Linked DNA regions of Mus musculus: regions 2, 3, 4, 5, 6 and 7 are each linked to region 1. A link is a loop called in an ENCODE intact Hi-C map of the cell type or tissue named here. Cell type or tissue: left cerebral cortex. All regions are shown on one strand. Links, peaks and the distances in the headings refer to the core of each region. The heading gives the core; the rest is flanking DNA. Region 1 holds the start of Rfesd (Rieske (Fe-S) domain containing). Region 2 holds the start of Erap1 (endoplasmic reticulum aminopeptidase 1). Region 3 overlaps Rhobtb3 (Rho-related BTB domain containing 3). Region 4 holds the start of Arsk (arylsulfatase K). Region 5 holds the start of Ell2 (elongation factor for RNA polymerase II 2). Region 6 holds the start of Glrx (glutaredoxin). Region 7 holds the start of Rhobtb3 (Rho-related BTB domain containing 3).

What was found. A loop is a pair of places that touch in the nucleus more often than their neighbours do. Peaks named below come from ENCODE experiments on the same cell type or tissue, not always from the same donor. Only the 100,000 strongest peaks of a DNase experiment are listed, where the experiment ranks them.
Region 2: a loop joins it to region 1, with 4 times the contacts of the local background. A loop is called at or near these places in 4 of 42 quality-filtered maps.
Region 3: a loop joins it to region 1, with 5 times the contacts of the local background. A loop is called at or near these places in 2 of 42 quality-filtered maps.
Region 4: it touches region 1 in a loop (2.6-fold over the local background); 12 of 42 quality-filtered maps call a loop at or near these places.
Region 5: it touches region 1 in a loop (2.1-fold over the local background); 7 of 42 quality-filtered maps call a loop at or near these places.
Region 6: it touches region 1 in a loop (10-fold over the local background); 4 of 42 quality-filtered maps call a loop at or near these places.
Region 7: it touches region 1 in a loop (6-fold over the local background); 15 of 42 quality-filtered maps call a loop at or near these places.

What each region holds. Positions count from the first base shown.
Region 1 is chr13:76,016,137-76,020,595 of GRCm38, forward strand. Rfesd (Rieske (Fe-S) domain containing) reads right to left here and starts at 2,426. Exons shown (of 4, transcript NM_178916.5): 1 at 1,385-2,426. It also overlaps the pseudogene Gm4165. In left cerebral cortex, for the core only: a CTCF peak has its summit at 2,601; DNase peaks (open chromatin) are centred at 2,526 and 3,110; H3K4me3 peaks cover 2,240 bases; H3K27ac peaks cover 1,996 bases.
Region 2 is chr13:74,637,019-74,641,477 of GRCm38, forward strand. Erap1 (endoplasmic reticulum aminopeptidase 1) reads left to right here and starts at 2,835. Exons shown (of 19, transcript NM_030711.5): 1 at 2,835-2,875. In left cerebral cortex, for the core only: CTCF peaks have their summits at 2,049 (motif pointing right) and 3,861 (motif pointing right); DNase peaks (open chromatin) are centred at 2,087, 2,856 and 3,167; H3K4me3 peaks cover 1,623 bases; H3K27ac peaks cover 799 bases.
Region 3 is chr13:75,889,706-75,894,164 of GRCm38, forward strand. It overlaps Rhobtb3 (Rho-related BTB domain containing 3), which reads right to left. Exons shown (of 12, transcript NM_028493.2): 8 at 3,201-3,321. Among named protein-coding and RNA genes, the nearest start is that of Gm24163, 13 kb to the right of the region's middle. In left cerebral cortex, for the core only: no CTCF peak of the experiment used is centred there; DNase peaks (open chromatin) are centred at 2,356 and 2,811; H3K27ac peaks cover 1,727 bases.
Region 4 is chr13:76,096,354-76,100,812 of GRCm38, forward strand. It overlaps Arsk (arylsulfatase K), which reads right to left and starts at 2,307. Exons shown (of 8, transcript NM_029847.4): 1 at 2,021-2,307. The coding sequence starts at 2,155. It overlaps Ttc37 (tetratricopeptide repeat domain 37), which reads left to right and starts at 2,381. Exons shown (of 44, transcript NM_001081352.2): 1 at 2,381-2,476; 2 at 3,018-3,087. In left cerebral cortex, for the core only: no CTCF peak of the experiment used is centred there; a DNase peak (open chromatin) is centred at 2,352; H3K4me3 peaks cover 1,939 bases; H3K27ac peaks cover 960 bases.
Region 5 is chr13:75,705,448-75,709,864 of GRCm38, forward strand. It overlaps Ell2 (elongation factor for RNA polymerase II 2), which reads left to right and starts at 2,037. Exons shown (of 12, transcript NM_138953.2): 1 at 2,037-2,350. The coding sequence starts at 2,204. 1700037F03Rik (a long non-coding RNA gene) reads right to left here and starts at 1,710. Exons shown (of 3, transcript XR_873683.1): 1 at 1,632-1,710. In left cerebral cortex, for the core only: CTCF peaks have their summits at 1,950 (motif pointing left), 2,562 (motif pointing left) and 3,654; DNase peaks (open chromatin) are centred at 1,977, 2,943, 2,975 and 3,784; H3K4me3 peaks cover 2,845 bases; H3K27ac peaks cover 2,414 bases.
Region 6 is chr13:75,837,164-75,841,622 of GRCm38, forward strand. It overlaps Glrx (glutaredoxin), which reads left to right and starts at 2,723. Exons shown (of 3, transcript NM_053108.4): 1 at 2,723-3,012. The coding sequence starts at 2,806. Gm41005 (a long non-coding RNA gene) reads right to left here and starts at 3,905. Exons shown (of 2, transcript XR_873685.2): 1 at 3,604-3,905. In left cerebral cortex, for the core only: no CTCF peak of the experiment used is centred there; DNase peaks (open chromatin) are centred at 2,723, 3,174 and 3,674; H3K4me3 peaks cover 1,894 bases; H3K27ac peaks cover 1,728 bases.
Region 7 is chr13:75,939,923-75,944,381 of GRCm38, forward strand. Rhobtb3 (Rho-related BTB domain containing 3) reads right to left here and starts at 3,902. Exons shown (of 12, transcript NM_028493.2): 1 at 3,609-3,902; 2 at 3,285-3,510. The coding sequence starts at 3,610. In left cerebral cortex, for the core only: CTCF peaks have their summits at 2,176 and 2,954; DNase peaks (open chromatin) are centred at 1,172, 1,695, 3,414, 3,564 and 1 more place; H3K4me3 peaks cover 2,369 bases; H3K27ac peaks cover 1,396 bases.

The DNA.
Region 1 (4,459 bases), core at 299-4,298:
AGCAGCCCTATTTTTAATAGCCAGAAGCTGGATAGAACCCAGATGTCCCTCAACAGAGGAATGGATACAGAAAATGTGGTACATTTACACAATGGAGTACTACTCAGCTATTAAAAACAATGACTTCATGAAATTCTTAGGGAGATGGATGGAATTAGAAAATATCCTGAGTGAGGTAACCCAATCACAAAAGAACACACATGGTATGCACTCACTGATAAGTGGATATTACCCCAGAAGCTTGGAATACCCAAGATACAATTCACAGACTACATTAAGTTCAAAGAGAAGGAAAACCAATATGTGGGTACGTCTGTCTGTCTTAGAAAGGGGAACAAAATACCCATGAGACAAGATACAGAGACAAAGTGTGAAGCAGAGACTGAAGGAAAGGCCATCCAGAGACTGCCCCACCTGGGGATCCATCCCATCCATATACAGTTACCAAACCCAGACACTATTGTGGATGCCAACAAGAGCTTGTTGACAGGAGCCTGCTATAGCTGTCTCCTGAGAGGCTCTGCCAGTGCCTGACAAATACAGAGGTGGATGCTCTCAACCAACCATTGGACTGAACACAGAGTCCTCAATGGAGGAGCTAGAGAAAGGACCCAAGGAGCTGAAGGGGTTTGCAGCCCCATAGGAGAAACAACAATATGAACCAACCAGTATCTCCAGAGCTCCCAGGGACTAAACCACCAACCAAAGAGTACACATGGAGGAACCCATGGCTCCAGCAGCATAAGTAACAGAGGACGGCCTTGTTGAACATCAATGGGAGGAGAGGCCCTTAGTCCTGTGCAGGCTCGATGCCCCAGTGTAGGGGAATGCCGGGGCTGGGAAGCAAGAGTAGGTGGGTTGGTGAACAGTGGGAGGGGGTTTTCAGAAGGTAAACCACGAAAGGGGATAACATTTGAAATTTAAATAAAGAAAATATCTAATAAAAAAGAAATCTCTTGAAGAACAAGAAGGAGAAGGAGAAGCAGCACTGATACTTTCCAGGGAAGCTAATGAACGTCACGTTGAGTTATGAATCCTGCTGCTGTAGTCTTCCTACTAGGAAAAAAATAATGCCTTGGCTCTCCCTCCAAAATCACTGTTTTTAAAGTGCTATAGTGCTGGAGAACATAATTTTTAATACAGTTTTTGACAAAAAAAAATAAAAATAAAAAATGTTCTGTTCTACCATTGTCTTTAAAAATAAAAACTGTTTTGTTGTTCGTAGATCCCTAAAATTAGATTTCTTAAAGTGAGAATTCCATATAAAACTATTTGTTTTAGATAAGTGGATGGCCCCGACAGTTTTAAACACCTTTCTAATGTAGATAATTCATTCAAGTATAAAGTCACTGAAGACAAAAGACATGAAATTAAAGGTACTCACACTCATGTGTCACTCCTCTTGAGCAATGACTCAGGGACTCTTAGAGTGGGGACCTGGCCCACAAATTATCACAGTGCTTATCTCCAGGGTGACACCCTGGCTTTTAGGCTCAGGGAAGGGAAATGCTTTAGTCAGTAGCAGTTTGATGATAATAAATACATTTGACTAGCTACATTTCACTACCGCTTGGACACTTTGCGTGTAAATGTTCATTACTCCTCACAAAATTAAATATCTGTAAGCTCATATGTTGCTTGGTGTAACTTTCGTGTCACTAGCAGCCAGCGATTTATAAAAGAAAAGAAACAAAAAACAAAAAACATGTGGCCTGAAAGAAAATCATCTTGAAAGTCACAAAAACCGTTCGGCAAAAACGTATAGAGAGTTTTATATTCGCAGTGCACACATGTATCGGAAAAGATGGTTCTGAATGTTTATGTAGGAATGCTAATGTACAAGATTGTCTTCACAAATATCTAAAGTAAAACACTTGCCCAATTTAATGAAGCCGTGCAGCTGAGCGAATTACTGCCAATGTCTGGTATTAAAGATGACAAGGCGTTTCACCAGCGTCTGAATCCCGGACTGCTTCCTAAGAGGCCTGTATCATAGGGTGTGCAGAGGACAACCACGTTAAGGCACCTCTACTCTATACAGCTGGGTGCAACCGCAGGAAGCGCAGCAAGGCTGGTAGCCACCCCCATGGCTTTAGCAGTTCTCAAACCAGTTTTATTTGCTAAGAAGACAGGCCGCAGCTGCTAGATTGAGCGGCGCTAGGGACAGCACGGCAACCAGCAGTCGTCCCGACGGCCATCCCAGGAGAATATTTGGGGTGCGTGGGACGTCAGAAGGATTCGCTTTCATAGTTTATGGCACAAGTGCGGAAAAGCCTATTTAAATGGCTGCAGGTCCCGGCTGTGGCCCAACTGTCAAGGCGAACAGTTCACTGAGGCTCTTGCCAATGCCAGTCCACGAGGGTCCAAACGCTCCCTGCTCAGACACCCGAGGACTCGGAACCGCTGCCAGCGGACGCAGGAAGTGCAGGCCCGGGCGGTGTCCGACCGGAAGCAGCAGCGTGCCAGAAATCTCCGCCCCGCTCCCCTCACCCAATTCCCGCACCGCGAGAACCTAACTTACTGTGCTGGGGTCCTCGCCCCGCCCTCAACACCCAGCTCCCGCAGCCCCTGCGTCCTGCGCCTGCGCGACGCGAGTTTGTGAGGAGGCGGGGCAGGGGTCACGTGCTAGGAAGTACTGGCTCCCCTCCCGTCCCTCCATCAGGCTGCTGTCCTGTTTGTGGAATTTTTCTAGCTCTTGTGGGATATGAGTAGGTGCATCATTTTCTTTCTCTTTTCTTTTTTCAAAGAACGATAATCGGACTCACTCTAAATTTATCCAAATTTTAAATGCACTCAGCAATCTCATCCCTAAGCGAAATAATACCTAGAACATGGGAAAACTTTACAGCCATATACTGTATACCCAAAGGTCCAATTCCATACACTACACCATACAGGCTCCCATGTGTAATATGCTCTCTTTAACACAAATAACTCATTGCTTGAGATACAAATAGGTTAAGTATTTGTGTATACCAAAGCTTTTAAAAATTACTAGATTTAAGGGGAGATGGTGTGTTTTCACTTTCAATTTCTCTTTCAGTGTTACATTAAGAGCAACACAATAAGAACTCCCCATACTTATGCTCAGAGGTGCAAGCTAAATGAGTCTTACTGGTTTGCAAGCATTCTCTGTAAACTGGCACGTGGCAAGCTCTTATAGAGCCCACAACCCGGGCTGAAGTTGATCACTTGAACCCAAGTGTTGGGCAGCACAGACACCCTGCTTTAAAAAAAGAAAAAAGAAAAAAGAGGCCAGCAAGATGATTCATGGAGTAAGGGTGCTTGTAAACGGGACAGCCTGAGTTGTAGCCCAGAGCTCATTTAATGATGTAGGAACTGACTTAACAAACTATGCTGTAGCATGCATGTCCCTGCTCACACAGAATAATAAGGATTTTTTAAAATTAATGATCCTTTGATTCAATAGCTCATAATCTTGGCTAGGCTTTAGATCTGCCTAGGAATTAAAACAAACAAAACCAAAAAACAATAACAAAGCAACTTTGCCCAGTATACCAGATCAATGAAGTAAAAATCTTAGAAAGGATTCAATATATATTTTTGTTTTTTAATTTCTGAAAGCTTTTCATTTTTTCCCTCCCAGAAAGACCAACTGCAATCAGAGGGAGTGAAAGGTCAAGATTTTATTCATAACAAAATCAGCTTAGAACTGGATCACTTGGCCCTTTCTCTTCTTGTCGCCTCACAATTCAAAATGCTCACATCTCTTAATAGCCAGCATCCTCTTAGATCTGCAGTTGGGCTCAATGCACTCCAGTCTCAGCACAATCTTCTTTGTAGAAGCCTTTTTGCGGAAAATAGGCTTAGTTTGTCCACCATAGTCACTTTGTTTCCTGTCATAACGCTGCTTACAAAGAATCCTTGTCCTTCTTGTACTGTGTCACCTTGTGGGGTTGGTCCTTTCCATATTTCTTACAGAATATCTGGTGGACCCTAGGCATGTTCATCATGTTCACAGGATCACTAACTTCCAAAATTATTACACTGTGAATCCAAAATTGGACGTTGAAATCTGTATTTAACATACTAACACAGTGATTTCAGTGCCCCAAAGGACTGGGGACCTGAGACTCAGGGGTCTTGTTCACTTATCCTGGTGTGTTGCATACATTTTTTTTCTTTCAAGACAAAGTTTTGCTGTGTTATCCAGGTTGATCTCAGACTTGTGAGCTCAAATGATTCTCTCAAATCACCCTCCAAGTTTTCTCAAGTCACAGCACTCACAGGTGTGTGCCATCATATCTGGCTTATCCAAATATTTACAAAATGAGCCCCAACAAGTAAAACACAGAGAAGTCCAGAATAATAGCTCAGTGTTAGTTTCCTTCATACTATTCTGTTCACTATATAGTTTTAGGATAACCAGTGATATTTTATAGAACAATGTTTGTCTTGGATAGGGGTTTACTGTTGTGAACAGACACTATGACCAAGA
Region 2 (4,459 bases), core at 342-4,341, 1.4 Mb before region 1:
AACAAACAAACAAACAACCCCCCCCCCAAAAAAAAACCCATGTGCTTTAAAATAGTCGAAACTTGAAGATGCTAGAGAAAATTCCAGGAGTACACCTAGCTGGAACCATACTGTAGGTCAATTCACATTCTCAATTGTCATAGGCTTCTAATCTAAAACAACAGGATAGAAAGTCAGATTGACAGAGTCAGGCTTTAACAAGAAGTAGGAGGTGTGGCTAAAGAATCTAGGTCTTTGTTTTATATCTAGAAATGGAACTACTTGCCGTATCTACAGATGTTTGTAGAGGACCCCCAAATTGGGAGTCTCAGGCACTGATATAAATGATGGACAGCTGCAATGTAGGAAGTAGTAAAGTGTGGGCTTAGCACACACAAGATTCCAGGTTCAGTCTCAGCTGCATAAACATTAAAGAAGTAAATAATTAGAAATATTGTGGGGCTGAATAGTATGTAGCCTAGGCTATCCTGGAACACTCTCTATGTAGACCAGGCTGGTTTGGGACTCATGGAGACTTGCTTTTCTCTGCTTGTTGTGTGCTAGCATTAAAGGCATGAGCCACCATCGCACAGTCAAATCAGTTGTTGTTGTTGTTGTTTTTGGTCTTTTGAGGCAGGGATTCTCTGTGTGTAGCCTTGGCAGTCCTAGAACTCGCTGGCTCTACAGACCAGGCTGGTCTCAAACTCAGAGATCTACCTGCCTCTGCCTCCCAAGTGCTGGGATTAAAGGTGTGCACCAACACCTCCTGGCCACAGTTTTTTTTTTGAGTCTCCCTGTGAGCTGCCATGTGGATGCTAAGAGTTGAACTGGAGTCCTTTAGAGACGCAGTCAGTACTCTTAATCTCTGAGCTATTTCTGTAGTTCCCATTTGCATCTTCTTTAAGATTTAGCCCCTTTTGGAATTTGGCTGATCTTCTAGGCCCTCCCCTACCAGCCATCATCACAGGGATGTGCAGCAAATCACATTAAAGGACTAGTAAGGACCTGTTGTCTACCACATACCATCAGCTGATGTTATTCAAGCTCAGAGCTTTATTGCTGCTCAAGTATTTTGTTTTGTTTTGAGACTAGAATTCATGGTGGTTTTCCTCCCCTCCAGGCTGAGATTAGAGGCATATGCTACCCAAAAGACATATGCCACAAGTAGCTGCTAAGAATGCGATTTTTAGGATTGCTTGGCTCAGTTTCTTAAAAGGTGACTGAAAATTACAGGGAGCTGGGTTTTATTTTTAGTACTGTTCCATAGATGCACTATGTATTTTAGTAGTTTAGTTGTTGGTAGGCCACAAGGACACAAAGATTTCAGGATGTAGTGGTTGGTATATACCACAGTACCAACTACTCTGAAGGCTGAAGTAGGTAGCCCATGAATTCAGTCCAGGCTGGACTATATATGATGCTTTATCTCTTGGGGTGGGAGAAAGGATATTATATTATCCACCTTAATCAGGCCTAGTTTATGTTGTGCATAAATGTGCTAGTTTGAATAAGTTTAGCCCTCATAGACTGATGTGTTTCTATGCTTGGCCCATAGGGAGTGGCACTATGAAGAGGTGTGGCCTTGTTAGAGGAAGTCCATCACTGTGGAGTTGGGCTTTGAGCTAACCAATGCTCAAGCTCTGAACAGTGTAGAATCTGAGTATTCTTCTGGCTACATTCGGATCAAATATAACGCTTGGTTCCTCCAGCACAAGTCTGCCTGCACCATTCCATACTTCTCACCATGCTGATAATGGACTAAACCTCTGAAACTGTAACCCAGCCCCCAATTAAATGTTTTCCTTTGTAAGAAAAAAAAATGTCCCTGGTGGTACATAGTTTTTGCAAAAACAAGCATTGAAAACAGTGTTGAGAAATAATGCTCAGAGGCTTGGATGCCAAGTTCTCAAAGGGCAGGACACTGAGAACTAGGCCTAAGCAAACTGGGGAACAGCCAGGATAATATTTGGACAGGAACTAGAATGTGTGTTTGATTACTTCTGTGTAAAACTGGCTTTAAATTTATTTATTTAAATGTAGGAGTGCTGCATGTTCACCTACCTGCCAGAAGAGGGCATCAGATTCCTTTCTAGATGGTCGTGAGCCACCCTATAGTTTCTTGGGAATTGAACAAATGAACTCTGAAAGAGCAGCGGGTTCTTAACCACTAAGCCATCTAACCTTGCCTGGCAGCGGTAGCACACGCCTTTGATCCCGGCTCTCCAGGCGGATCGGCAAGTACGAGGTCAGACTGATCTACAGCTAGGGCTGTTTCAAGACAGCTAGGGCTGCACAGAGAAATCCTGTGTTGAAAAACCAAAAATAAATAAATAAATAGCAATCCTCTGTAGTGTAGTGTCTTTTCCTTATTAGGGGTAGGGAAGTTCTGGGGGCCACCTCTAATCTCCCCCCCCCCCCCCCCAGCATATAAGGTACCTACACTGAACAGAAAATCCCCAGAGCACTCAGAATTTGACTTCCCAGGTTGAATCTTTTGGGGGTGGGGCAGGGCTCTCAGATGAAAACATCTGCATCCAATAGGTGTCCTTCCAAGTTGGCAGGCCAATGCCATTTTGAGCACTACCTTTGCACATTGCTGCATTTCTTCCGTTAGTGAAGTTAGCAAACAAAACAAATACACCACGAGATGTGGAGGAGAAAAAAGTCCACGTTTTGATGGGTGCGCCTCCCTGCCTGGTGCTCTGCCAGTCCTGGAGAATGCATTCCCTATCAGGGTCCCTAACTTTGAGTTCCCGAAGCCCTGGCTAGATCCCTTAGGCTTGCTCTCTTTTAGCGCCTTAGCAGGTTCACTTCACCCTCAGCCCCACGTGCCCTGCCGGTCCACCTTCACTTTCACTTTCGGTCCCGGGCGGCCAGACTGGCGGCTGTGATGAAGGTGAGGAGTCTCGGCCTGGCCCGGTGGAGGACTGGGCCCGCACGGTACAGGGCTGTGGGCAGCTGAGGGTGGGCTCTGGCTAACCGACCCCGGTGGAGGCCCGGGCTCAAGTGCGCAGGACGGGCGCGGAGGATCGGGAGCAGGAGTCTGAGCACGCCGAGGAGCGTGAAGCCCCGGCAGGGCGCTGCTGGCCGGCCCGGCCCGGAGAAAGCCGAGGCTGCCGGGCCGGCGTACTCGCTGGCTCGAGTGAGTCACTGGCAGGAGCTGACCACGAGCCGCCTAGCTGCTGGAGACTGGCCAGCGGTCCATCCCACTAAAGCCTAATGGCGACCAGGGAGGACTGGGCGGACCTAGGGAGCGGCCTGTGGAGAACACCTTGAGAGTATTCCCAGAGAAAGCGAAGAAGCGCTGGGGAGGGCACAGAGTGTCCGGAAGGCTCCCTCTCTTCCGCCTGTACTCCCTGCAAACCGGGCCCCACTCCCAACTCGGTCCCTCTCCCCCTCCCTCTCCCGCTCCCCTCTCCCTCCCCCTCCCGCTCCTGATCACTATCTGGATCCCGCCCCCCAAGGCTACATGAGGCCATTATAGAGAAAGCTTTATTTGAACTTGTTTGAGCAAAATGAGTGCCTTTTCTGTTATGTTGCTAGAATGGTTAATTTCCTAAGAGGAAGGGAAGGACCAAGAGAACACACTTTGTTTAAACTTTTATTGATGGTTCTTTGGGTAACCCGGGTTTGGAAAGACAAACTGTGTTTTCTTTAGAAAGCCAGAATTCCTGTCAGCTCCATATATGGTCAATAATTTAAAACCTTTTTAAAATTGGCCACAGTTGTCAAAGCTCCCACCTCCACCCCTTTCCTGCCATAGGTTTTTTTTTTTTTTTTTTTTTTTTTTTTTTTAGATTTATTTATTATATGTAAGTACACTGTAGCTGTCTTCAGACACACCAGAAGAGGGCATCAGATCTTGTTACGGATGGTTGTGAGCCACCATGTGGTTGCTGGGATTTGAACTCCGGACCTTCAGAAGAGCAGTCTGGTGCTCTTACCCACTGAGCCATCTCACCAGCCCCCTCCACCCCTTTCCTGATCAGATTTGGAAATGTACCTTGAATCAGCAGCTTTTTAAGGTGGCCCCAAGAGGAAAATTCTAGTATATTTACATAGTTTTAATTCTGCATTGAAATACTTTGTTAGAAGTGACGAGCCATTTTCAGTGCATGTTAACAGAAGTTGGATTATCCTGGGGGCTGTTTGAAAGCTTATGTGTTGCTGAGATTGTTTTACATTCAGTCCTAATACAAGTGGGAAATCATCCAAACAATTACCTTTAACTTCCCTGAGGACCATGAGGAGTCAGAATCTCCACATACAGCTTAAATAAGATTTCTAAAATGGCAGCAGACTCTCTGGCTTGAGCTAAGTTAGGTGATAGAGCCTAACTTAACAGAGGATAACTTCAGTTTCATCACATGAAAAAGGAAAGTATTTTACAACGTTCTTAAACTTAAAACAAAGCCTGGAGTGGTATGACATTATTATATCTGTGCTAAGAGTCCTCCTAGAAATTTTATTTGGGAGTCTT
Region 3 (4,459 bases), core at 127-4,126, 130 kb before region 1:
AAAGAATTCTCAACTGAGAAATACCAAAGAGCTGAGAAGCACTTGAAAAAATTTTCAACATCCTTAATCATCAGAGAAATGAAAATCAAAACAACCCTGAGATTCCACCTCACACCAGTCAGAATAGATAAGATCAAAAATTCAGGTGACAGCAGATGCTGTCAAGGATATGGAGAAAGAGGAACACTATTTTATTGCTGGTGGGATTGCAAGCTTATACAACCACTCTGGAAATCAGTCTGGCAGTTTCTCAGAAAATTGGACATAGTACCCCCAGAAGATCCAGCAATACCTCTTCTGGGTATATACCCTGAAGATGTTCCAACTGGTAATAAGGACACATGCTCCCCTATGTTCATAGCAGCCTTATTTATAATATCCAAAAGCTGGAAAGAATCCAGATGTCACACAACAGAGGAATAGATACAGAAAATGTGGTACATTTACACAATGGAGTACTACTCAGCTATTAAAAAGAATGAATTTATGAAATTCTTGGACAAATGTATGTATCTGGAGGATATCATCCTGAGTGAGGTAACCCAATCACCAAAGAAGTCACTTGATAGGCACTCACTGATAAGTGGATATTTGCCCAGAAACTTAGAATACCCAAGATAAAATTTGCAAAACACAAGAAAATCAAGAAGGAAGACCAACGTGTGGATACTTCATTCCTCCTTAGAATAGGAAACAAAATACCCATGGAAGGAGTTACAGACACAAAGTTTGGAGCTAAGACGAAAGGATGGACCATCCAGTGACTACCTCACCCGGAGATCCATCCTATAATCGCCCACCAAACGCAGACACTATTGCACATGCCAGCAAGATTTTGCTGAAAGGACCCTGATATAGCTGTCTCTGGTGAGGCTATGCTAGTGCCTGGCAAATACATAAGTGGATGCTCACAGTCATCTATTGGATGGAACACCAGGCCCCCAATGGAGGAGCTAGAGAAAGTACCGAAGAAGCTGAAGGGGTCTGCAACTCTATAGGTGGAACAACAATATGAACTAACCAGTACCCCCAGAGCTCGTGTCTCTAGCTGCACATGTAGCAGAAGATGCCTAATTGGCCATCATTGGGAATCAAGACCCCTTGGTCTTGCAAACTTTATATGCCCCAGTGCAGGGGAACGCCAGAGCCAAGAAGTGGGAGTGAGTGGGTAGGGGAGCAGGGCCGGGGGAGTGTATAGTGAACTTTTGGGATAGCATCTGAAACGTAAATGAAGAAAATATCTAATAAAAAATTGAAAAAAGAAATTTCAAACAAAGAATAAAGCCATTACCAAAAAAAAAAAAAAAAAGAAAAAAAAAAAGAAAGAAAAGAAAGAAATGAATTCTACATCCTGGTATAATGGTGCATATCTTTCAGCACTTGGGAGGCAGAAGCAGGCAGAACTCTTTGAGTTCAAGACCAGGCTTGACCACACAGTGAGCTCCAGTATAGCCAGATACTCTGTTTAAAATTAAAAAAAAATTCTGGTCTGACTGTATATTATATGTATCAAATACTGTGAAAGTGGTAAGAAACTGGCTAGCCCTGGCCATACAACTATTAGGCAAGCACCATCCAGGAGTCCCACAAGGATGCCAACTTGCTTAACCCACAGGTCTTGGAAGACAGTCTTCAGAACATACCTCTCAGCCTCGATGGATGAACAACACATGTATGTTCACCACATACACTTCAGATTTCCCTCCCACCACATTTATCCCTCATGAAAAGCCTACTCTAAGGTGTTGTGAGGCCCCAGAACTCTTGGGGGTCTTTCAGAGTCGGTTCAGTATGTGACTAATCAGCTGGTATCATGGATGTGGGTAAAGCACAGACCTCTCCGTGACCCACGGGAAGTCATTTGGCAAAGAGCACAGTGCCAGCTCCAGCGCCATCAGTTATCTGCAGAACACAGAAATTCTTTCAAAACAGACTTGAGATGATTAATTCGATAAAGATACAAATCTTTCCAATTTATGGGGTAAGTTTCTTTTTAACAATGGATGTGGTGTTTTCTGTTGGAATGTGAAGCTGCTTAGCCATCCACACTGGTGTTTCTCTATTCTACAGAACACTCAGGGGCTTCCACAAATGCCTTCATCAACAGTATTCCTGTAGGAGCTAGTTCTGGGATTGCCACTTGCTGGGCCTCTAAGGACACTTTCTCCACCTGCAAACGAGTTTTATTAGCTGGCTTCAGACAGACACTTTGGACTATTCTTTTTTTTATTTCGGCAGTTAATAAACCCACATATACCACGGCCAGTGGCTGGTTAGTCAGTTGCTGGTCTTTTAACCCAATGAGAGAGAGCTATAGATAGTCTATGGCTTCTTCATGTATCCTCCCCCGCCACATTTTAAATATATCTCAAGGTCTCTCTTACTGTCCCACTTTCAGAGTCCCAGGCTCACACTGCCTATGATGCTGCCAACAGAGCTTTTTATAAAAGTTCAGTTCTCTAGTTTTCTTGACAAAGTTAAAAGCAGTTAATATTGCTGGGGGAAGGTACTGAAAAGCAAATGCTATTCCAGCTGCCATACATTTCCACCCCAAAATTAGAATTACATCTCCCTCTTTAAAATGGCCCACCTAAAGTTCTACTTCATTTATTTGCAAACCACTCCTTTTATCCTTATGTAATTGAAGGTATCTGACAATTCATCTTTAAGATTATGCATTTAATCTAGTAGTGTGGCAGAATTATCCATACAAGTAATCAGTAATGGGCTTCAAAGACAGCTCATCTTTATTAAAGTTAGGCAGCATTATTTCCCACAGAGATAAGAGACAGTTTGCCGTTGCTCCGGTGATAGCAATTCTCACAGTGCTGCCAGTGACACATTTAGCAATAACTGTGGATGCTTGATGTAGATCGGACAGTTTTTTAAAAAAAATTGAGTAAATCAAGTAAGAGATAATGAGCTTTTAAAAGAGCTGGCTTCAGATGAATTAAAAACAGGATCTTAAGAAACACAGAAATGAAAACAGAGATGACACATTAAAGATCATCCCCCACCCCCATCCCAGATGAGGCTATGGATGAGGGAAATGGAAATTCCTTTCCTTAGTTTATAAAGTGATTTTCTCTCAAACCAGCTAGTATTACTTTATGTATTTAAAGCTGAACTAGAACTCGAGGGGGAGGGGAGCAAGTAAGAAATAAAAATGCAGAGTGACCTCTGTCACAGCTGAGCCATACCTTGTATTTCAAAGACAACATCGGCAAGCATCGGTTTATTAAGGAAAAACTTGAGAGACGTATTATAAAACCACAGAGGCTTCCTGGCTTGGTAGGTCTTGCAGTTCCTCAGGCAATTAATCTATCAGGAAAAGCACAGCAAAAAGAGGAAGTCTGTTCAGTTTGCTTTGATAACAAACACGGAAGTCACAATTGCTTCATGATGGCACCTCTAATCACATCACCGAGGGGGACATTCCCAGGAGCACTTCATCTGCTGCCTGTGTGTAGCACAAGGCTACTCACTTAGTGGTGACCGGGGAACCTCTAGATCCTGGGTTTCTGAGACCCATTCACACAGCAGGGGAGGCATATGTGTGTTCTTACTGCACATGCTCTTGTACGGCCTAGCAGGGCTTTCTCCTAAAGAACGAACATTAATCAAAATCTCAGAGTGGTGAATTTCAATTTGAATACAATTTTCTAATGCTTATTGTGTGTGTGTTTTGAGAGAGAGAGACAGACAGAGAGAGAGAGAGAAAGAGAGAGAGAGAGACTGACTAAGACTATTTGATCTACAGCTCCAGACAGTTCTGTCCCTGCCCAGTTGCTGGCCTCCCCCGACAGTGCCTTGGTCTACCTCAGCTTTGGTTCCTTGTTTGTTGCTGAGGTCTATGCAGACCCCATCCCTATCCGAAAAGCCCGAGGGCAGCTCCCTTCACCTGCCTCCATCCTTGTCTCTGGTTTTTCTTTACAATGAAATAAGCCAAGTACTAACATTTTCAAGTAGAGTTGTCCAAATTATGGCTGCAACCATAAATTGTATGGCCGCAATCCCTCATTTGGAACCATTTAGTTCTGGCTCTTATTGAAATTATTTTCCTTAGTATTGATGACTTCATCAGATCCTTGGCTGGATTTCTGAATCTCATCCCCATGGGAACGCCCATGCTCAGTCAGCTGGGGAAACGCGGAACCTCCGCCCTCAAGAAGTCACACGCCAGACTCTGGCCATCAGAGCTAGTGGTGCCTAGTTGTCTACCGGGGCTAATCGACTTTGAAGGGACGTTTCCAATTTTCTGTGAAGGAAGAAAGGGATACTCTTCTCTTGAAAAGGAAAAGGAAAGCCCACTCCAGCATGAACTCCACAAGCATGGTAGGAGGGAAACAAGTGACTTGGTCCTCCATTGTTAGGTCTCAACCCTGCACCACAGCACCCATTGGGGCAACGGGCATTTAGAATGCAAGTGATTAAAGCACACAGAGAGTGACAGCCAGGG
Region 4 (4,459 bases), core at 145-4,144, 80 kb after region 1:
AAGGCCTTAGCATATTGTGTGCCTTATCTTACTTATCTACCACGTCAAGTTATATTATGGGAGATTCCACAGTATATATTCCTGTCCCGCTATTTACTTCTGAAACCAGTGTGGCTGCAACAGTGGGGAGGTGCAGTGTGTGTGGAAGCAGGGTTGTAGGGGGTGCCCTTGTCCTTTAAGGTCCAGGCAGAAGTGCTTTTTATCCAGATATAATTTATATACAACTTACACATTTAAAACGTGCAACTCAAAGGTTTTTAGTGTATCCAGAAAGTCATTTAGAACATTTATATTATTCCCAGGAGCACCCTTAGCCTTCACCCTGGGCTCATTTAAAACTGAGGCAATTACGAACATGCTGTCTGTCTCTACATAGCTGCTTTCTTTGGACATTTCGTATAAATGGATTCATATAAAATATAGTCTGTCATCATTTATTTTGAGGACATAGTTTTCTAGGTCCAGTCACACTGTAACAAGCATGAGTTTTGGATTTCTTTTCTGGTTGCTGAATAATACTACCAAATTCCATCTATACACTTACCAGTACATGGCTATCTAGGTTGTTTTAACTTCTCATCTTCTAGAATAATCCTGTCATGTAGAAGCTTTGGTGCAGACTATGTTTTCATTTCTCTTGGACACAAACACAAGCATACATATCTAGGAATAGAATTGCTGCATTGCATAGTAACTCTATAGTTAGTCACTGTAAAAACTGTCAAATGGTTTTCCAAGGTGGCCACACCACTTTACAAAGCATCTCAACAGCCGTGTATGAGGTTTCTAATTCCTCCATATTCTCATTAACTCTGGTTATTGTTTATGGTGTGTGTGTGTGTGTGTGTGTGTGTGTGTACTAAAGAACTGACATATTAACTGTAAAAAACAACAGGCCAAGCACAACAGTTTCATACTCTGATCATATTTACCTCCACATTCCCTCCTCCCCACCCTTGGCTCTTCCCATATCATCTCACATGACTTCCTCCTATTTTTATGCCTTTTGATTCTGGCTATCCTTATGGGGATCAATTGGTTTGAGCTACATTTCCCTAATGATTAATGAATCTAAGCTTCTTATGATGGGCTTATTGGCTATCTGTGTATATTCTGTGTAGGAATGTCTTTTCAAATCCTTGGCTCATTTTAAATTGCCTAAACCAAGATTATGACAATTTACACTTCCATTGTCTTGAAGGAGTTTTATAGCCTTAGCTTTTACATTTAAATCATTGACTAACTTTTGTTTTTACACATGGTGGAAGGCAGGACCCAATTTTGTTCCTTTCCATGTATATATTTACTTTTCCAGCACTACTTGTTTATAAGACTATTTCTGGACTCTTAATTCTACTCTACTGGTCTGAATATTTATTGTTCTGCATGTAAAGTACTATTGTGGCTATTGTAGCTTTACCATTAGTTTTGAAATTAAAAGCTTTTTTTTTTTTTTTTTAAATCAGTCTTCTTTTTCATGTTTTTTTCCCCTTCCCAATTCGAGGTCCTTTCACTTTCCATATGAATTTAAATCAAATTTAAGGTGATGCATACACAAATAACTTCTTTAAATCAGTGCTAACACAAGTATAGAATGTCTAGATTAGTGGTTCTCAGCCTTTCTATGCTGCAACAGTTTAATACAGTTCCTCATATTATGGTGACTCTCCCAACCATACGATTATTTTTGTTGTCACTTCATAACTGTAATTTTGTTAGGTATGAGTTGTAATGTAAATATCTGATATTTCCGATGGTCTTAGGTGACTTCTGCAAAAGGTGACTCGACCTCTCCCAAGGGATCGAGAGCCACAGGTTGAGAATTGCTGGTCTAGTGAATAAAGTTCAAGGAGCAAAGCCCAGGAGTTAGAGACTGGCTTCTTTCTACTACTTTATTAGTATGCACATGCGTGCTTGCAGGTGTGCGCATGCGGGACCTCTCAACCCCAGGGTCCTGTTCCCTGTGATGTTTCTCCACAGGCTCTGGGCGGTGTCTGCTCCCCGTCCTTTGGGTACTTACGAAGGAGTCACTGGCGACCAGCACCACGTTGGGCGCCTGGTTCACTTGCATCCTTTTCTTCTGTGTTCTGGGGGCCGGTGCTGCGAGTGCTAACGCTGCGACCACCGACACCAACAGCAACAGCATCGCGGGCATGGCCGTTCAGAAGCGGCTGCTGAGCGGGTCTCCTGTAGCCTGCTCTCCAGTCATGAGCAGGGGCCGGACTCTAGGGACAAGACTAGAAGTTTGGCTTACAAATACAGAAGTAAATATGAGCGGCACCTAGAAACTACACCTCCCATCAGGCCAAGGGCAGGCGCATGCGCAAAAACCAATCGCGCTCAGCCCATGTGAAGACCGTTTTAATCAAATTTCGAGCTAATGATAGCTCTGCCAGTTCCTCTCACTCAAGCGATGTCTGGGGAAGCGCGCATGCGTTGTTCAGACTTGTACTTTGTGGCAGTCCCACATGCCCAGGTGGGTTCTGATCGCTTCGGTTTTGGCAGAAGTTGAAATCTAAAGGCAGTAGAAGTGGTATTTAGGGGGAGAAAATACTGAGCATGAGCGTGATGTTACGGGCTGTCTTCCTTTTGTGCGGGGCTGAATGTTCGCTGACAAAGTGAACTTGGCGGTGATGAGGTGGCAGTGATTCTGTCACTTGAATTGGATTGGGTTGTGCCTATATGGGACTTTAGGCTAGGTCACCTCGTGTGTGGTCTGGGTAGTGGTGTGGATTTCTGCTGCGTTCCGGAACCCTAGTCAGGAAGCCCCCCTCATCGTATTTCCTCCGTTTGCCGACCTGTAAGGATTATGCTCATGTGGGTTGAAGAGCGGGCCTAATAAGTTTCAGGTTCCAGATACGGAACAGCTTGGCTGTTCTTTGTCTTTGGAGTAGCAATAGGGACCGGTTCTAAAAGGTACAGATGTGGACTGTGTGAAGTGTGCGGTTAATTGATGTATGCTCGGAGTAACATTGTTGGGTATAGAATAATCAGCTGTTCCTTTTTTTGATTGCTAGATTCCTTTGGAGAATTCTGGAAGAAGCACGTTTCTATTTTCAAGTCAAATTATTCACTGATAAGTTTCAGGTATATATAATTGTACATTACACCACTTGTGTTGATTTTCTGGCAGGAAAAGGAGGAGTAATGCTATTTATTTAAAATCTCAACTCTCATATCTGGCAGCCTTGTGTACAGATTAATTGTAATAAAACACCTTACACATCTAATACAGAGCGGTATGTGTTTAGTGTCTGTTAAGCTTTACTGTATATTTACTGTGTAGCATGCTTTACGTGGAATGTACTCCTTAATCTTCACTTAGACTACTTTACAGATGCGAAAACAGAGAGGTTAAATAACTTTTCAATAGCTTATCTAAGTAGATTACCTCCTAAACAGGGCACACTCCCCAGAATTGTGTTGAGTAAATTTGGAATGTAGGACATACTTTACAGAAACAATATCAACTGGTGCTTAGTTTTATAAAAATTACATTTGGTATTCTTTTTTTTTTTTTTTTTTTGCATAGTAATGATTCGTTGAACACAGATGATCCTTGAAGGCTCTGTTTCTGCAGGCCCTTGTTCTGAGGACAGAGCACATCCTTTTCTTCTTTCTGTAATTGCGGTGTCAGTGAGAGCAGGCGCTGTAGCAGGTTGGTGGAATAGGTATTTTAGGGACGCAGTTTCAAAGGGCTGCTAGAACCTAAGAGGTTTCTAGTACTTTTCATCAGACACGAAGTGGGGCATATAAAGGTCCTCCCTGCTAGCTTGTCCAGCCCATACTTCACCTTCCCTGGTGGGAAAACTTCCACTGAGCAGCTCGTTCTATACTCGTGGAGGTTTAAGTATTAAAAGTTCTGATTTAGAGCTGAAGACAGTCTTCTGCTTTTAGCTACTCATTAATTCATTGTGCTTTGATATTACACTGATAAAAGCCTGCCTTCCTGTTTCTTCTCCAATAGTAGTCTTCTCAGTCCTGCTAACTAGTCTTCAGCTAGTTATTGCTTTACTGCAGGTTGCTTCACTTCTTTTTGTTTTCTCCTGGAATCTTAACCTTTTAAATTTAATTAACTAATTATTTTCCTGTACATAGCCACTGCAGCTTCCTTTTCCTCCTCTCAGTCTCCTCCTCTTTCCTCCTCTCCCCTCTTCCCATCCCTCCCTTTATCATCAGAAAAGAGGAAGCCTCCTATGGCTATCAACAGGCCCTGGTATATAAAATTGCCACAGGACTAGGTCCATCTTCTTCCATTGAGGCTAGATGAAGCAGCTCAGTTAGGGGAAAGGGATCCACAGACAGGCCACAGAGTCAGAGACAGCCTTTACGGTTAGGAGTCCCACATGAAGACCAAGCTGTACAACTGCTTCATATGTGCCAAAGACCTGGGTCTGTCCCATGCCTGCTCTCTGGTTGGAGGTTCAGTGGGCCCCTTATAGGCCCAGGTTAATTGATT
Region 5 (4,417 bases), core at 418-4,417, 310 kb before region 1:
CTATATTTCATTTAGATATTTGAGTCAGGTATATTTCATGTTTTATGAAACATGAAGCTTTTATTTTGCCCTGTAAAAGTACATTTCTTAATTCACCCCCTTGTTATTGCCTTAATTTCCTTATTCAATGAATTTAAGTGAACTGGCACTATACGAACACTAAAGTAATAGGTGGAAACCATGGGTTAACAGAACTCATACCAGTGGGCTGAAATCAGGACAAGCTACAAAGTGATCTGATGAAACTAGACTTGATACTCAGACTTTTATTTAATAACCACACTACAGAAAGAATTCCTTCTGAGACTTTCATAGCAAGCATTCATAGAATGCTTGAGGGTCTGGAAAAGGGGGGATTTACTAAGGTGTGGGGTGAATATAGAATTAAAGGCAATTATAGCCCAAATTGTATTTAAAAGCTAGAAAAATACCATGTAAATATCTATAAAAAAAAAAAAAATCCAGAAAGACGATGGTAGGGCTTTACAATAATGAATGTCTCGATTTTTAAAACAAAAAGGGATATCTTCTTTTTTTTTTTTTTTTTTGGTTTTTCGAGACAGGGTTTCTCTGTATAGCTCTGGCTGTCCTGGAACTCACTTTGTAGACTAGGCTGGCCTTGAACTCAGAAATCTGCCTGCCTCTGCCTCCCGAGTGCTGGGATTAAAGGCATGTGCCACCACGCCCGGCCAAAAAGGGATATTTGTACAGAGTGCCTATCCCTGCTTTTAAATCTTTCACTTGTTTGTTTGTTTGTTTAGTTTTTGCTCTTGTTTTCTGAGACAGGGCTTGGTTTGAAGCCCAGGCGGGCCTAGAACCTACCTTCCACAGTCAATCTCCCAGCCTCAACTTGGCAATTGTTTGCTTTTTGTCTTGTGTTTCTGATCAGCCAATTAATTGACCTTCTCAGGGGAAACCTATCTAGTCTATCCGCACACAGCTTAAAGAGGATTGCTGTAGGCACCCTCCTTTAGCCATGCCCACACACAGTGTAAACTGAAGTGGAAACTAAGCCAAGCCTCCTTACACTTTGGCCTCTACCTCCTCCATTTAAACTCAGTAAGACCTCCTAGCCTAAATAAAACCAATGAAAGACACAGATCTCAAAGAAGACTCAGAGAATGGGTGGTATCATTGTTTCTTTTTACCTACCTCAAGGTCAGTTATACTCTTCAAGGGCCTTTGAAAGAAGAAACCCCGAACAGTATGGTTTCCCCATGACCCATAAAAAGGCATAACCCTGATCATATGATGAGCTCCAGTGCATATTCTATTCCTTTGAAGTCACATACATGTATGAGTTGATTTTGAAAGACTCTAAGGTCCAACTCTATTTATTGTATCATGACCACCACTCAAAACACATTTAATGCACTGGTATAATTTTGTGCTTAAGTTTTCCACACAGTCTCACACAACTACTGAAGACTACAGCTGACTTGGTAATTTCAAGTCTGGAATTAAAAATAAACAAACAAACAAACAAACAAACAAATAAATAAACCTTTGTGCCACCCCAGTACTGAACTTCCTTTTAAGGAAAAGCTCTCTTGAGACAGCCTACGGTGTCTGCACCACAGAGCATATCAAGACCCAAAGCTTGTGCAGCTGTCAGGAAACAAAATCCGTACTTGGTCATCTGTCCTGCCTTCACCCCTACCGAATGGGGATCTTCACTTCGTACCGCAAGAACAGGTTGACCTATGTGTTCGGTCCACTATTACCTCTCAAGGGGCGGGGCTCCGACTTAGGCTCACTTGGTAACCTTGACACCCAATTAGCAGGGTTCTGCCCCAAATCGGTCCAGCCAATCGCCGCAGGAGAGCCAAGACGAGACATGACGTCAGATAAGATTAACTCGACGCGTCACCCCGACGTCAACCTCTCCTCTGTCGGACGTCCCGTCCTGAGAGCAAAACTCCTGCGACTTTGGGCCCCGCCCCCTTGAGGTGAAGAGCAGCCAATGAGGGAGGCTCTGTGGGGATTCAGACCAATGAACAGAGTCCAGGGCGGGGTGCGGGCTCGAGGGTGGGGCGGCCCGCAGCTGTGGAAGCCCGAGGTCTAGCTGCGCGCAGTATATGACAGTACGTCAGCAGCGGGATGGCCGTAGCTGTGGCGGCGGCTGCAGGAGCCCGAGCAGCCGCGGCCGCAGTGGAGGCTGGAGCCCGAGCGGCGTCCGCGGTGGCACCCCGGGGAGTTTAAGATGGCGGCGGGGGGGGCTGCGGGACTGCGGGAGGAGCAGCGGTACGGGCTGGCGTGCGGGCGGCTGGGGCAGGACAACATCACCGTGCTGCATGTGAAGCTCACCGAGACGGCGATCCGGGCGCTGGAGACTTACCAGAGCCACAAGGTGAGCGGCCGGCCGGGCAGCGCTCGGGGAGGCGGCGGCCACTGATCTTTCTGCCGGGCGCCTGGCGCCGCGCCGGTGGGGCGCTGGCTCCCGCTGCTGCCTCCGCACCCGCCGAAGGGAACGAGGCCAGCCGCGGGCGCCGACGCCGCGGTCCGGGGCCTCTGGATCGAGGGCGCGGGCGGGCGGCCCCTTGTGGCGGGGTCGGCCTGGCCGGGGCTGCGCGGCCGCTGCGGGACTTTCCGACAGCCGCCCGCGGGGTTTCTGGCTTGTTTGGTCCGGAGGAGGAACCGGGTCCTTTGGGAGAGAAGTGTGGCGATCGCCTTACCCTCGGAGGGGGCGCACGGAGCTACCAGTAAAGAAGCGAGGGTCGGAGGCCGCGAGCGGTCAGAGTTTTCTGGGAAACGCGGAGGGATGGCTGAGTCGCTGAGCGAGGGGCAGCGGCACTCCGTGGGGGTGAAGACATAACTAGTACTCTCAGGGACTCGGAGACACTGGCACCCCTATTGCAGGCGAGAGTGTACATGGTGTACTCGGGAAGGCCGGGACACTGGCGCTGCGAGGAGGGGGAGGGGGACACACCTTGCACTCTCGGGGACTCGGGGACTCCAGCTCTGTGGGTTGGGTTCCCGGAGACACACCGCATACCGAGTGGCCGCAAACCGACACCTCATCTCCGGGAGAGACACCAGAAGACTCAAAATCAACTAGAGCCTGAAACAAGACGGCCGGGTCTGGGGAAAGGAATTCTCAGAAGCTCCGCGTAGCCGAAAGGCGCTCCGCGTCCTGTGCTGGCTCGCTGTCTGTTGGCGAGGAGCGAGCCCGAAGGTTGTGGGGAGACAGACGGCTGACTGGATGAGATTCTGCTCTTTTCCTGGGCCCCAGAGAGAGAAACCTGTGGTCTCCGCCTCATCCCATACTCTGAGCGCTTGACTCCACTAGAGGAAGAGGCTCCAAGGCACATACCCTGTAGCTGGAGTCCAAACCCAGGAACTTTCGCACAGAAAGGCACCGTAATGACAATTTAACCAGATGGGGGTATAAGGAAGCCGATTATGGGCATGTAAAAGGGGGTGGGGGAGTAGGGAGACGAAAGTGGACATGTTGTCGAAGGGAAAGACTATACCATATGGAAGAGCCAGGGGCATTTTGTTCAGAGAAAAGAAACAAACAGCTACACCCCACAGGATTTTCTAACAAGAAGTTCAGTGCCTACTAAAGAATATATTCCAATATGTCTCATAAAACAGGCACAGAGGGACTCGGACCTCACATACTTAGATAAAAGTGGAAAAAGAACTAACATCTGTTGAGCTCCTACTAGTGCCAGGCACTTTAAATGCATACAGAGAAAAATAGTCTTAGGCAGAGCCATCGTGAGAAGCAGAAACCTGGGCCAGCAGAGCTTCCAGAAGCTCCCACACACATGCACACACAGAGAGAACATAAACAGTTGTGTACATCTTGGGAGTATATGAGTTCACCTGACAGAAAAGGAAAGATCCAGATCATATGCTCTCAGAGGCTCCCAAAGAATTGATTGGGCACGTGTTATGCACAGAGAAGCATATGGTGGAAAGTAATGACACGTTTTGTGGAGATTAAGGGGAAGCCAACAGGGAGGAGTGCAAGTATATGGAGAAACAGACCTTCCACCCAGGGAGAAGACCTCAAATAAGGCTTGGAGAGCAGTGTAGAGCCACCAATAAAGACACAAAGATCCAAATAGCAAAACTGAATGTGCTAGTAGCTACTCTCCAGACAGGTTCACAAGCAAGAAAGAGGCCAGTACCAGCATGAAGTGGGAGGCCCATCTGGGGAAAGCCAGGCAGGAAGGCAGGGGGGCCAAGGCTGACAGAGAAACTCAGCCCTGCAAGATGGAGAGATAAGGTTGTGGGTTCCAGGGGCATAGGAAGCAATGACAGTGGGAAGAAGTGAGGTAAGGGGACATAAGGAGAGGAAGAAGAGGAGCCAAGCCCCCAATTAAAAGACAACAGAACAGACCTGGGGATATGGAAAGGCTGAGGCTGAGTTAGAGTGGTGTAGAAAGTTAACTCTGAGGGTTCGGGG
Region 6 (4,459 bases), core at 280-4,279, 180 kb before region 1:
TGAGGGTCTGATAGCTCACACCTACTCCAAGAGGGCCATACCTTCTAATCATGCCACTCCCTGAGCCCAGCATATACAAGGCATCACACCATTCTCCTGACAGTATCCCCAACTTTCTAATGAATTCCTAAGGATGGAATTGTATATGAGGACCTGTGTGTCTGGCCCAGGGTAACTGATTAATAAGTATTGATTGAATTAGTTCAGGAGTAGACACATAAGGACCATTGTCTTTGCTGTTACCTTCTGTTAGTCTGATGAGTCACACAGCTCCATATTATATTAGCTCTATGAGAAGGACTGCAGAGTAGACACTTCTTTCCTACTAGACTGAGGGCCTCCCAGCTAAGCTCACATGATAAACTGTGCCCTAACCATCATAGGTCACTGTTTTTATATTTTCATTCTTATGCATATGGGTATTTTGCTTGCATGTATGTTTGTAAATCATGTGCATGCCTGGTGCCCATGGAAGACAGAAGTAGTGTGCAATCCTACAGAACTAGGTTACAGACTGTGATGAGCCATACTGTGCATGCTGGAAATCAAACCTGAGTCTTCTGGACGAGCGTGGTATTATCAAGGCCCCACAAGTGGTAGTGCTAGCTTGTCTAAAGCCTGCCCAGCAGTACCACAGAGCAGACTGCAAGGTGTAAGGACACCAAGTAAGGAACCAGGAGGGCTGGGCCCCCAAGAACAGTGCAGCATTCAGTTGGAGTAGTCTGTGTTCAGATCTAGGAGGCAAAACTAGGAGAGCTTGGCTATTCCATGTACTGCAGAGGACAGTAAAGATGCCTTTAACTTTCTGCCCTAGCCATAAGACAGATGATTGCGCTTAGAGGCTGAGCAGAAAGCTGGGCAGTTTGAACACTAAGTCTGAGAGGCTGAAGGCAGGGCTTCTCAGCAGACAATGCTTTCCTGAGACTTGGAGGGGAGGTCCACATATTATTAAATATTAGATAAGGGCTCAGATATTAGTCTCAACTAATCTGAACTGCAGGACAGACAATAGAGTTCTCCTGTATCCAGGTACTATCATTTATAAGATTTCAGGTAAATATAGTAGACTGCAAATCAGATGTTGTAAAATTATAGAAACAGTATACTCAGACAAGGATCTTCATCTGTCTGGAGTTTGGAGTTAGGCATAAAGTGAGACTCCAAGCCCCACGTGACTCTATACAGGTCTCTTGGGAGGTCCCCACATTTCTGCACATGATAAATTCACACTGGTTCTAGGATGCTTAAGTAACTGAGGCATTTCAACAGGCAGAGAGAGATAAGGAGGTCAGATTGCAACAAAGAGGAGGTAAGGAAAACAGGAGTGGCAAATATTGAGACAGGGCAGAATGCAAGAGACCGAAGATCATGGTGGTTCTCAAAATGATCTTTGAGATAGATGAGAGAGTCAGATTGTTAGGAAAAGGAGGAAGGGAAAGACCAGACAAATGAGAAGGAGAGAAAGACTCTAAAGGAACAGCCTGAGCTGGGTGCTTATTCCCCAGGGTCATGTGAACAGCAAGAACCCTCAAGAGGTCCTTGAAACAGCTGGCATCAGAAGGTTGCCAGAAAGTTAAGACTCTAGCCCTAAACTTGTTCAGAATTGTGGGAAGCTATGGGCTGAGAGGTCTACAACCCTGCCATGGGCCAGCCACCTCAGCCATGCAGCCAGGCCGCTTCTCCGTTGGCAGAACTCTCTCTCCGCTTCTTCTGTGGCCCTGACTATTACCATCTGACTGTTATTTTGCCATTTGATGTGGGTAACAGTGAGAGTGACAAAGAAAGCAGCCCCCAGAAGTCAGTTTACTTCTCTTTGGTCACAATGTGCACCAGAGCCGTCACCAGGACATGACTGTAGTCTGACCTCCTGTAAGATACTCTGGTTCTACTGTGGAGCTGGTTGCTTGCTTGGAAAGGTGCTTCAGTCTGACAGGAGTTTTCTCTTCGACTTGCTTATCTACCTCAGCACCACCTCCCAAAGCACCTCAGCTCACTGTCAAAACAAGTCAGACAGGAAAAGATCCACATTCTGTCTGGAATCTCAGGTCAGGGGTTATGGGAGAATTTGTTTCTTACTGAACTGCTATTCAAAGGTCACCAGCCCTAAGGCTTTTGGAGTAAGAGAGACCTATTAAAAAGCTTAGCTTCACAGGTAGGCCCCGTGGCAAAGTTCAGTCACAAATCTACCCCACTGAAAAGGGCTCATTGTTCACCATGAACTCAGAGCATGGCACCCCACTTTTTAAAGACAGAGAGAAAGTACAGACAAGCACATTTTTACATGTCAAGAACCAAGTCCACTAATCACACAAGTACCCACCTTACAGGGCAAAGAAAGCATGCCGGTGCAACCCACAAGGCCCAATCACTATGCAGTCCCCACATCCTATGAAGAGCCAAAGCTTTCCTGAATGGTTGTGTTTTTATTTTTCAAAACAACCGTGTTTCCAAAAGAAGAGAGAGAGAGAATTTGTTCTAAGAGGACCTGGGGCCTCCTACCCAGAAACTGGTCTGCGCTGTCTCTGCTACCCTAGAGGGTGACTTAGTTCTGTTCTTGGGGAGGACACAAGACAGCCTGTTATAGCTTACACAGCCAGTGTGCAATGGTAGGCCTAGGAAGTACTGACTCATACCAAAATGAACTGACTTTGGGGCTGGCCCTTTAAAACTGAAGCATCCTACTTGGTAACTCCTCCTCCAAGGAGGTTCCTTATTAAATGAGAGCTGCTGGCTAAGCGCCGCTGCATTACCGGACCATTACTTTCAACTGCACGTTCCTCCCTGGAGAAGCTGCAGCCTGTCAGCATGGCTCAGGAGTTTGTGAACTGCAAGATCCAGTCTGGGAAGGTGGTCGTGTTCATCAAGCCCACCTGCCCCTACTGCAGAAAGACCCAAGAAATCCTCAGTCAACTGCCTTTCAAACAAGGTCTTCTGGAGTTTGTGGACATCACAGCCACTAACAACACCAGTGCGATTCAAGATTATTTACAACAGCTCACCGGAGCGAGAACAGTGAGTGTGTTTAAATGCTAAGGAAGCGCTGGGGTGTTGCTGTTTCCTTTCCAGAGCTTTGTAGACAGCTAGCTGTGCCTTTTCTAGGATGCCGTTGCCTGGGCTCTGTCCTTCAAAGCAGCCAGAGGACTTTGCAGGGTGTGGGGGAGGGACTCAAGGGAAGACACTGCTCAAATGAGTGGGCAGCAGGACTGCCTGGGAGGACCAGAAGGCAGAACGCTGGTTGGTGTGTGGATAGTGGGCCTGACAGCTGGGCTGGCGGCAGTTAAGTGTTTATCTGAAGGCTTTGTTTTAAGCACTATTTTGAACTGGCAGTGTTCTTCTGGCAAGGCAGGAGGCAGCTTCGAGGCTGGATGTGATCTCTAGCTTTTATGTTATGGATGGGGGCCATAGGCACTCTCTTCCCCCTGTTAGCATGTAGTGGGGTCTGCGGCCCTTCCTTTTCTTTGCACTAGGCTTTCTTTCTTTATCACCTAGTTTGTCCATTCTTACCTAGCCCCACCCACTAGAAAAGTAAATCCTGGACTCCATTTTTGCCTGTGCTGCCTTAATTGTAGGATATTTTCAGGTCTGGTTATCATGATAACTTACTGTATGATCTGATGGATTCTTGCCTTGGAGATCCATCCTCAGTGACGCAGGCTGCAAGATTAGAGGGAGCGCTTCAAAGTCCTGTTCCACAAATCCATATGCAGCTCTCTAAGAACACCTTCCTCCTCAGAAAAGGCTTTCTTTGTGCCTGGGCTGCTGCTGGAATGCCCAGCTCAACAGACTCCAGTGCTGGAAAGTGAGCTTGTTGTACAGTTAACTGGAGTGTTGGGGACAAAGCCGAGGCAGCCCCAACAAGCCAAGAACCTTGGCCACCTGCCTCCAATACCAACTAAAGTGACGCGTGACAGTGAAAAGCAGAGGAAAGAAACTTCCTCAGTGAGGCTTCATTGGGAAGCTGAAAAAATACAGATGTCCATGGATGCCCAAGTCCATAAAATGTATGGTGTGTGTGTCTGTGTACCCTTGTTTACACAACAGCCCAGTGGTTAATGTTGGATGACTTATTTAATCACTCTCAGCCTTACTTTGGTGAGACACCGTCCTTCACTGAATCTGGAGTTCACAGGCTGGGATGGACTGGACTAGCTAGCAGCCAGAACGCCCCTGGGATCTTCCTATCTAGATCTCCCCAGCTTGTGATTTGCACCCAACTTTTTTCTGTGGATTCTGGGGGATCAAACTAAGGTCCTCACTCTCATGCATAAGCACTTACTGATGAGTTACTAGCCGAGCCATCTCCCTTCTTAACTAGAATCTCCTGTCATCTTCTTAAATGGAAAGCCCGGGGTTTGCAGGCCAGGTCCAGGTGAAAACCCCAGCCCCACCCCTCCCCCACTACCCCTGACTCACCTTAGTCTCAGGTCCAGTTGCTCTCCAGGGGTCAGAACTGTGTGAA
Region 7 (4,459 bases), core at 334-4,333, 76 kb before region 1:
TATCTACGTGACAGAGCTTTTAGCCTATGACAGAAATGCCTGTTTACAGAGAGAGGTTCTTGTCCCATCTCCATACCTAACCTCCTTAGGAAGTCTATTGAGAACGAGAGTTGCATTGCAGAATTTTTAAATAGGGACAAATTATCAACAACACTAAGAGAACACAAAAGAACAGAAATAGGAAGGCAAACAGAGCTATCAGGGTCTGACTGAGGACAATTCAGGATATAGTATTAGGGTATAAGGGGCAACGGGCACGGGGAGAAGTGGCCACACCGATATAGCTCAAAAAGATGAGAACACCTAACTCCCAAGTCAACAAAATGCAAACTCTCACAGGTCTAAGCATATCTGTAAATATTCACATTCAGAATATGCAAGTGAAACACAGTAAGGAAGCTGAAGGGTAACAGTAATAACAAGAAAACATCAGAGACCTGGGATTCAAACCCAACAGCCATTGAACACCTAGAAAACAAGGTAGAAAGTGGTTTTCACATTCCAGTAGTTAGGAATCCAGAGTTATCAGAGAATTATGTGGGGGTAGGGGGGGGGGCATTAAGAGAAAACATGGGGAAAGGGGGCTTAAGTAGTAGCAATTTACTCTGTGGTATTGAGGCTAAGACAACTGCAAACACTTAGTTGTAACACAATCTAGAGCTTCAAGCCCTGTATAAGAAAATAGTAATAAACATCATGGTTTATTCATTTTTTTATCCATTCATTCATTTCTCAATTCTTTGAGACTGTCTAATGTAGCCCAGGCTGGCCCAAACTGATAACTCTCTTTCCTCTGCCTCCCAAGAGCTGGGATTATAGGCAGGAGCCAGGAGGTCCAGCTAACCTCATTGCATTAGAACATAATTTTTACAGAGAGGAAAACAAAAATCTAGAAATATGAAATTAAATAATAATATGACTACAAAGGAGAGAGGTAGGAGAATATAAGCCATGAACTTTATCTAGTGAATTTGAAACAGATTTCTTTTAAAAGTGTCAAGATAGATGGCAAGCAGCCAGAGTAGGGCCAGCCAGCTACAGAAAGTAACTAGAAAAAAGGGAAGCTCTCCCAGATCCTTCCAACCCCATGGCAGCAGCAACGCCTTCCTTTTAGGCTACATCACAGAGAAAATGATCCACTGGTTTCTAGAAATATGAGGAAATCCATGTGTCCCAGCCCTTGTAAATCAGTTCCAGGATTTCCCTGGGATGTTACACAACAAACTTGAGGGGGCCCACACTGGAGAGTCAAGCTTATCTTTTAAAACACAAAATCTAAGTTCCTACAGGGAAACAAGAACTTGATTCATTCTGTTTGATGAGTGTGTGCAGGTCCTGCACTGGTGTAAATCTTGACTGACATGAGAAACTCTCCCATGCTTAGTGTAAGTACTATATGACTGCACTAAAGCTGTAATATGCACTTTATTATGGCAGCTATCGCTTTTGGAGCACCTAGAGCCACCATACTTGGGACTTTACCCTTCAGCACAGCTCTAGGATAGATAGGGAAAATAAGCCTGAGAGGGGGGTGAGCAATTTACCAAAACCACATATAGTGAGAGCATGGGGTGTGAAAGCTGTTCCTTTTGTTGTCCAAAGCGCTGTTTGATATTCCGACTCAGTACATATGCCAGTCCCAGCTGACAGGCATCACCAACCTTCATATTTCTGGCAGAATTTACTTGCATTCAAGAGGAAGACCCAGAAGCTCAGAGTGAATAACTGCCTATTTAATTCACTGCGCTTGAGGGCTCATCCAATCTGGGAAGTTGTACCCAGTGACGAATGTGTCGTCACAGACTGTGAGCACACACAATTGGAATTCCCTTTATAAACCATGACAGTCAAGATGTGACAAGAGTCAAGACCACAAAGCTTATTTTTCACCCATTTTGAAGATTTTGTGTTATCTATTTTATTCTTATAAAATGGCTGGCTCTTGGCTAAATGGACACAGGCAGGAAAGGGTTAACTCTCAAATTAAAACAAAACAAAACAAAAAGCAAATCCCAACATCCTAATTCATCTTCTCTTATGTTTTCTGTGTCTACTCCATTGATTCATTGCACATTTATTCAACAGTATACTGAATAAGTAATACTTTTAGGCTACAAAATCTTTCATAATAAAAGGGCTCAAAGTAACTGTGCCTACCAGTCCTCCCTAGTGGCATCTTTTGATACTGTCATCACTGTCATACTTGAAGGTTAGGTAGCATCCTTTCATTTATTTCAGCACACTGATATGAGTTTCCAGTTAAAGAGTGCTTTCTTTCCATAATAGGAAAATATGCTCAAGAAAATTTTCTCTTTACTTTTTACACATTTCTATTCAAAAGTATGCTAGTTCTCCTTAGCTCTGGTAGTTTTCTTAAAAAAAAAACTGTCTTTTTAATGTAAAAATCTCACATAATTTGTACCTTTTTTAAGACCCAAAAGTTTAAACATTTATATATTATGTATATATAGTAATCTTTAGCTGAAAAATATATAACTACAATATCAGCAAGAAATCACAGATTTAAAATTAAATGAAGACACTTGAAATACATAGTGCTACTGTGTTATGAAGATATTTGTAAGTCAGGGAGCTGTCTTCTTTGTCCTTTTATCAAACACTTCAGAGTCAAGCTACTCAAGAGACAAGCTAAGACTTATTTTATTCAACTATCATAAACATGAAGATTTATTTAAGTTCTTAGTGGTATTTCCAATTTATTAACCACTAAAACAAAAGGCTAATATATGAGCATTAGCACTATTAAAAACTAGTCTTTTCAGAGGTTAATAATCAACAAATAAGCCATTTAAAATTAGTTCTCAAATCCCATTCTTTTTTCCCTTGTTCCCATACTATTTTTGACCTGTCCCTGTCTAGAGTATTTTTGCCTACGTTGAGCTGTAAAGGGCAGTATTTATAGAACACATCTCCCTATCCTCCACGAGGTGGACATGAAAACATGACTCTTGGCCAGTGGAACTTCGCGACCCTGTTTGGGGTTGGCACATTCAACTGTCAGCTGTCCATCCACTAAAGAACAAGTCTTGAAACACAGTAACGGCTCTATATTGCCCTGGGGCCATTTTACCTTACAGACGTGACTGGGCTGCCCCCACCACCTCCAAATTGTAACAAAGGATGGGATTTGCCAAAAAATGTAAAAACACAAAAACAAACTAAAAAAACTCTCCAGGCAATCAGGAAATTAAGAAACAAGGGGAGGAGGGATCCAAAAAGGCAAGCTCCTTCCTCCTGGGCACCGCGCAGCCACTGCCCCTTACCCAGACGGGACAGTCGTGCACCACCAGCTTGACGTTCCCGAACGCACTGGCCTGGTACTCAGTGAACACCGGGCGCGCGACCGTGCTGGCCGCGTTCAGCAACAAGCTACTCTCGTCCCCCGACACCAGCGGGCTTCTTCCCAGGTATGTGCGGATGAGCCCCGACGGCCGGTTGTCCTGGTGGAACGTGTCGCCCTCGTTCCCCAACGCCACGATGTGGATGGACCTGCGGGGCCGAGAGGGGCGCGGTGAGCGGGTGGGTACAGCCAGGGCGCGTGGCACGTCCCGGACCCAGACCGTGGCAGAACGGCGACGCGTACGTACATGATCGCGGCTGGCAGGGCGGCGCGGAGATGGCAGCGGGCGGCCTGGCGGGGGCCCGGGCGACGCTCTCACTGCAGTCAGCTCATCCCCGGCCGCGGCCCTCCCGCTCCTACGACGCGGCGCTACCGACGCAGAGGAGCGGGCCGGGAGTGAGCGGCCGGCCGGGCGCTGGCAGCGCTGCGGTCCCTGGTCGCCGCTCCTGGCCGCCGCGCCTCCGCCCGGGCTCCGCCTCCGCTCGGCGGGGCCGGAGGCCCGCACGTGTCGCCCCGAGAGTCCGGCGCGCGGGGGAGCTGGCTGCTGGCCGAGGCCGCGGGACACAAAGGAGCGGTGGGCGCGGGGACGACGCCGGAGCCCGGGAGCAGCTCGCCGCCAATCCGCCTGCAGCAAGTTTCCTCAACTCGGAAGGCTGAAACCTGAGCCGGGAGCGGGGGAGGGGCGGCCTGGCCCCCGCCGGGGACCAGAAGAGAGCCCAGCCAGGAGGCAGCCCCCTGCCCACCCCGCGGTCCCGTACCCACCCCAGCCTTCGCAGAAAGTGTGTTATCGTTTTGTCAATTTACAACATGCGCTTTGGCTGTTTTGTAAAATCGTACTTGTGAAGAAGGAAAAAAAAAAAAGGCAACATTCATGCAGCTGCAGAAAAGGTTCTTTGTTCACGCACCAATTAATTTGCGGGTGCCACTTTGGAAAGGTCATTTACTATTGCAAGCTATATTTGGCATATTTTAACCAAGATTGTGGAATTTGAAGTGTTGGGATTTTTAATGTGTGTGGTTTAAAAAAAAAAGAAAAAAAAAAAAAAGAAAGTTGTAGCAGTTTACTTGGATTTTTTTCAGTACACATTCCAGTTACAT